Regions from separate parts of the Homo sapiens genome. Here region 1 is linked to region 2. Evidence: chromatin contacts called from ENCODE Hi-C or POLR2A ChIA-PET data. All regions are on one chromosome and are shown on one strand. The core of a region is the stretch at or near the end of the contact, and the rest is flanking DNA. Distances in the headings are between cores, read along the strand shown. Region 1 has its middle 14 kb from the start of CITED4. Region 2 overlaps NFYC (nuclear transcription factor Y subunit gamma).

The links. A loop is a pair of places that touch in the nucleus more often than their neighbours do. ChIA-PET counts read pairs that join two places held with the same protein, here RNA polymerase II (POLR2A). Pooled maps may share reads with other maps.
Region 1: a loop to region 2 is called in a pooled map, with 4 times the contacts of the local background. The contact joins two enhancer-like sites. A Hi-C loop is called at or near these places in 2 of 50 pooled maps. POLR2A ChIA-PET finds 5 or more read pairs at or near these places in 13 of 52 experiments (CD4-positive, alpha-beta T cell, CD4-positive, alpha-beta memory T cell, Caco-2 and 9 more).

Annotation. Positions count from the first base shown.
Region 1 is chr1:40,874,560-40,877,259 of GRCh38, reverse strand. No RefSeq gene overlaps it. Among named protein-coding and RNA genes, the nearest start is that of CITED4, 14 kb to the right of the region's middle. RefSeq lists a silencer at 618-789 and an enhancer at 738-1,937. Within about 2 kb of position 1,424, at least 6 of the 41 ENCODE cell types and tissues checked have a DNase peak (open chromatin) inside an H3K27ac peak, as active enhancers do.
Region 2 is chr1:40,762,784-40,765,483 of GRCh38, reverse strand. It overlaps NFYC (nuclear transcription factor Y subunit gamma), which reads right to left. Exons shown (of 10, transcript NM_014223.5): 7 at 2,438-2,596. Among named protein-coding and RNA genes, the nearest start is that of MIR30C1, 6.8 kb to the right of the region's middle. RefSeq lists enhancers at 971-1,070, 1,171-1,220. Within about 2 kb of position 1,268, at least 3 of the 41 ENCODE cell types and tissues checked have a DNase peak (open chromatin) inside an H3K27ac peak, as active enhancers do.

The DNA of each region.
Region 1 (2,700 bases), core at 175-2,674, 110 kb before region 2:
AGCTGTGGTGTAAGTCCTGGCTGCACCTCTTTTTAGCTGTGTAGTCTTGGGCAAGTTACTTCACCTCTCTGTGGCTTGTTTTCAGTTTCCTCACTTCAAAACAGAGACAATAATAGCTCTGATGGGATTGTTGTATTATGAGGATGAAGTCAGTTAACACATGTTAAGCCTTAAAACAGTGCCTGGGATAGTTTTGCTCATATGTCATCTAACGTGTGTGTTGTGATGGAGTGCCCTCCCTACTCCATTACCAGTTGATTGGTCCAAGGGGAGGCTTGACCTAAGCTGGGCCAATGAGTCTTTTCCCAGGGATTTTTAGATCTGAGATGCAGAAAACAGAATCAGTTTTTCTCCATTATCTTGAAGATGCAAGCTATAAAACTCAACCTTTTTCTCTGCACCATGAAGAAAATCAATGTGCTATGAAAGAGAGGGAAGATAACGTGCAGAAAATAGGAAAGACATGAGACAGAACAAGAGAGTCCTGGTTTCAGTTGCTCCTAAATACCAGCTCGATCCCAGCTCTTCTTAAAACGTCATTGTTTGCAACAGTATTTGCTGTGTAACAAGGACTTCAAATTGTTAGGGCTTAGGGCTTAAAGCAGGAATTGTTTATTAGCTCATGATACTATATGCTGCAGTTTGGCTGGGCTCAGCTAGGTGATTCTTCTGCTCTTATCTCCTGGGTTCATTCATGTAGTTGTAGTCAGCTGATGGCTTAGCTAGAGCTGGATGGTCCAGGGTGGCCTGAAGGTGACCCAGCACTTACTGACTGTCTGCCATGTTCCAGGTCCTATGGGAATACCAGAATAGAGAAAATTAATATTTACCAAGCTCCTACTTTGTGTTAGGCCAATGATGGAAATTTTAGTTGCATTATCTCATTTAATCCTCCTAATTGCCTGGCACATAACTCTTGTTGATATCACCCCCATTTTACAGATGAGGAAACAGGTTCCAAGAGAAATAATTTGCCTAAAATTTCAAGACCCAGAGGCACAGAGTTGGAATTCAAGCACAGGATTCCTGAGTGTCTGCAGAGCTCATGCTCTTGCACTGCACCATCCTGCCCTTCCCACACCAAAGAGTAAAACTTAGCTCTACCTATTTGCATAGTGTCTCTAAAAACAAACAAACAAACAAACAAACAAAAAAACTTGGCTCTACCCTCACGCTGCTTAAACTGTGGCCAAGTGGACTGAGTGGATCCAACATCCAACGGTGTCAGATTCAATGACATTCATTCAGTAAATATTCCCCCATACCTATTTTGTACTGGGCATCATGTTAGCTATTAAAGATGAGGAAATGACTCAGACACAGGATGCAGCAGCAGCAGCAGCAGCAATGTGGAGGAGGAAATGATTAATCCTGCCTGGTTTGGGCTCAGCATTGACTCGTTTATCAACCTGACTCTTAAGGAATGGGTGACGCTGGTGAGGAAATGCAGTTCAAAGCAAACTCCCCTTTCCACAGATGTGCAAGAAGGTCTCTGAGTTCCAGTTATGTGGCAGCAATCAGAGGTCAAGGTCATCATCTGGCCAGATGCAGTGGCTCACACCTGTAATCCCAGCACTTTGGGAGGCTGAAGCAGGAGGATTGCTTGAGGTCAGGAGTTCAAAACCAGCCTGGTCAATATAGTGAGATCCTGTATCTAAAAATAATAATAATAATTTTTAAAAGAGAGAGAGAGAAAGGAAGGAGGAAAGATGAACAGGTCCCAGCCAATTACTCCACAGAGTCAGTCTCACATTGAGGCAAGAGGACCAGCCTTTTATACCCCTTACTAGTTTCTTCCCAGGACTGTCAAGGACTAGGGTGGGGGAGATGGGAAGCTTCTATTTGGCTGAGAACAATTCTCAAAAGAAGCGGGCAGCTGTGACTGTTAGTAGTCTACATCATGGCAGCTGGGAAAGGGGATCTGGACAGGGCAGCAACAGCATCCATTCTGGGGAGTCTCGGTGTACTTACATTATAAATCACACAAACAACTTTATAGGCACAAGCCAACTCATTTTTCTCTCTTTTATGTGTTTAAATGCAATATTAGAGGGCCGAGGCAGGAAAATTGCTTGAGTTTGGGAATTTGAGATCAGCCTGGACAACATAGCAAGACCTCATCTCTATTACAAAAAAAAAGAAAAAGAAAAAGAAAGAAAAGAAAGAAAAGAAAGGAAGGAAGGAAGGAAAGAAGGAAGGAAGGAAAAAAAAAAAAGCTGGATGTGGTGGGTGGCGCATGCCTGTAGTCCCAGGTACTCCAGAGGCTGAGGCAGGAGGATGGCTTGAGCCCAGAAGTTCAAGGCTGCAACTTGTGCCATTGGCATATGATTTTTCCACTTGGCATATGACTGTGCCATTACTCCAGCCTGGGTGACAGAGCAAGACCCTGTCTCAAAAAAAAAAAAAAAAAGCAATATTAAATTATACACTTTGTATATAGTGTAAATATATGCATTTTCCATATACTGCATATTACCATGTAGCATATATAAAAACATACCTATTACTATAAGGATTGAATTCACAAAAATGTAATAAGCTCCTTACTGAATTTTTTTTTTTTGAGACGGACTCTTGCTCTGTCACCCAGTGGCATGATCTTGGCTCACTGCAGCCTCCACCTCCTGGGTTCAAGCAATTCTCCTGCCTCAGCCTCCCAAGTAGCTGGGACTACAGGCACATGCCACTACACCTGGCTAT
Region 2 (2,700 bases), core at 19-2,518:
ATGAGGAAAATGCTAATGGGATGAAGCTGCATTCCTGCACGCAGTGTTCAATCAAAATGCTTCTCTGAGACTTCCAGCCTCACAGAATTTGAACTACCGAGAAAAAACGACCTCTCAAGTTCACGGTAGACCATTCCAGAATTGCCCACTTGAGGCAAGATGGAGGGACACCCAATCTAAACCCATTAAAAATCTGGTTCAAAGGAGACAGGGCAAGAGTATTAGGACCTGCAGTCATTTCTTTCCTGAGAATATGCCAAGAGAAGCTGCTGGGAGGCTGTGGTGCCAAGCCTGAATTCCCCACCTAAATCCTATAATGCAGCTTCCTGGCAACAATGTTAAGTTGCTTGTGGGGAGGAAGGCAGCTGGGCAGAAGTTTGGAAAACCTCATCTACAGAGACTGATGGTGGCTAGTTCCAGGAGTCCCCAGAACTCCAGCCAGGGATCACAAGATGAAAAACTAAAGCCTTGTCCCAGGAGTGGGAGAAGGTATACTGACAGCTACAGGGATGTTAAAATTTTCTAGCTGGGAAGAGCTCTTTGCAGAAACCCAAATGTGACTGAAAAGCTGTGAGCCAAATGGTTCCAAGCAGCTCTTCAACAAAGCAAGAAGCTTTCCTTTTTGGCCTAGGTTAAGACATTTGGTGATGATCCGTCCCTCATTCCTCTACAGCAGGACAGGTCTGGGGACCCTCATAGCTTTTTTACATTAATTACAGAGAAAATAAGCTCTGGGTTTTTGAAAGGGAAATAAAGTTTCCTTCCTGAAGCTCATCACTATTAGGAACATTCCAATGAGCTGCCTAAAGAGTCTGGAAATGAAGACTCCTACAGAAGGTGCCTGAGCCAGTGAAGATGAAGTAGTGAATTCTGCAACAAATCTTCTGGGCTAAAGCTCTGTGCCCCAGAGAGTTAAAGTATCTGCAAGGTGGAACTCTTCTCTGTCTTAAATGAACCTGTGGTGGTGCCTTCGCTTGCAAAAATGAGAACCATTCAACAGAAATCTTGGGGTTGAGGACTGAAACAATGAAGCAAGGCAGAGCTCAGTCATCTGCAATCCTGGGTATCGTAAGCACACGTGAGAGAGGTAGAGAAAGAGACATACACACTCCACTTTCCTAAGCTTTCTCTTGGCCTATTACTATGTTAACTTCAGATGAAGAACAATTCCTAAACTGATCTCAGGATACTTTTAGAGTTATTTTCACAGAGGAAGTGGTTAACCAAGTCTACGTGAGTTTCTATACCTGCCTACGTTTCATTTATGACAAAAATGGCAAAGGGCAGGGAATAGAAGGACTGCTCTGTTTCACTCACTTTCCAGTTTTGGGGGGTCAAAATGACCAATGTAAAGACTGCAAGTGTTAAGACAAGGACACATTTTACAAAAGGAGTACAAATAAAAAAGCCAACAAATCTAAGAAATGAAATCCCTCAAGGCACACAGGAAGCAGCAGTCCACAGTAAAGGAATAGATAAGTTATATGAAAGCCAAAAATACACTTTGCTGCAGGCTCCACTGGGAACTGACTCATGAATATGCAACAAGTGTATTTATGGCCTTCCCTATACGCCTCCCTCTTATCCTCTGCTAATCAAATACAGGACTGCCTCACAGGGCCTTTGGGCCTTGGCATGGGTAGTGGTTACAATGATTTCCCTGCATAGGTAGAATGAGGGGAAATCGAGAGAAGCCGCCCAATCGTGGTGAACCTGAACCTAGATTAAAGGAAAGCAGGGAACAAACACAGTGAAGCAAGTTGTGGTCAGGAACACTGGGCATATAGGTTAAAAACAAAACAAACACACACACGCATATATATAAATAAGTACTGAGGGCTGGGCGTGATGGCTCATGCCTGTAATCCCAGCACTTTGGGAGGCCGAGGCGGGCGGATCACCTGAGGTTAGGAGTTAGAGACCAGCCTGGCCAACACTGTGAAACCCCATCTCTACTAAAAATACAAAAATCAGCCGGGCATAGTGGCACGTGCCTATAATCCCAGCTACTCGGGAGGCTGAGGCAGGAGAATCGCTTGAACCTGGGAGGCGGAAGCTGCAGTGAGCTGAGATCAAGCCACTGCACTTCATCAGTCTGAGTGACACAGCAAGACCTGTCTCCTAAAAAGAAAAAAAGGATTATGCATGCGTGTGATATATATCTCTATATATATATCAAGGTATATATATAGCTACAGATATATATATCAAGGTATATATATAGCTATAGATATACATATCAAGGTATATATAGAGACATACATATATATATCAAGGTATATATATAGCTATAGATATATATATCAAGGTATATATATAGCTATAGATATACATATCAAGGTATATATAGAGATATACATATATATATCAAGGTATATATATCTTTAAGTATTTCCTTCTATAAAGTTGTAAAGACAGACCTCAGGGCAGGACTCACCGGGATCTGCTGGATCTCTCCTGTGTTAGTGATGATCTGCTGCATCACCTGCATGGTCTGTCCAGTGCCACTCTGGGCCTGTTGGGCTTGACCCTGTGGCTGAGCCTGGACAATCTGCACCTGCTGACCTTCTCCAACCTGCATTGTCACAGGTGTGGTCTGAAAGGAAGAGTTATGAGAATGCTGCGTGAGTTCAGGCTCAGAGCCCACAGGATTACCGAGAGGTTAATAACGAGCAATGTGCTGGGAGCAAACCCTCTCCA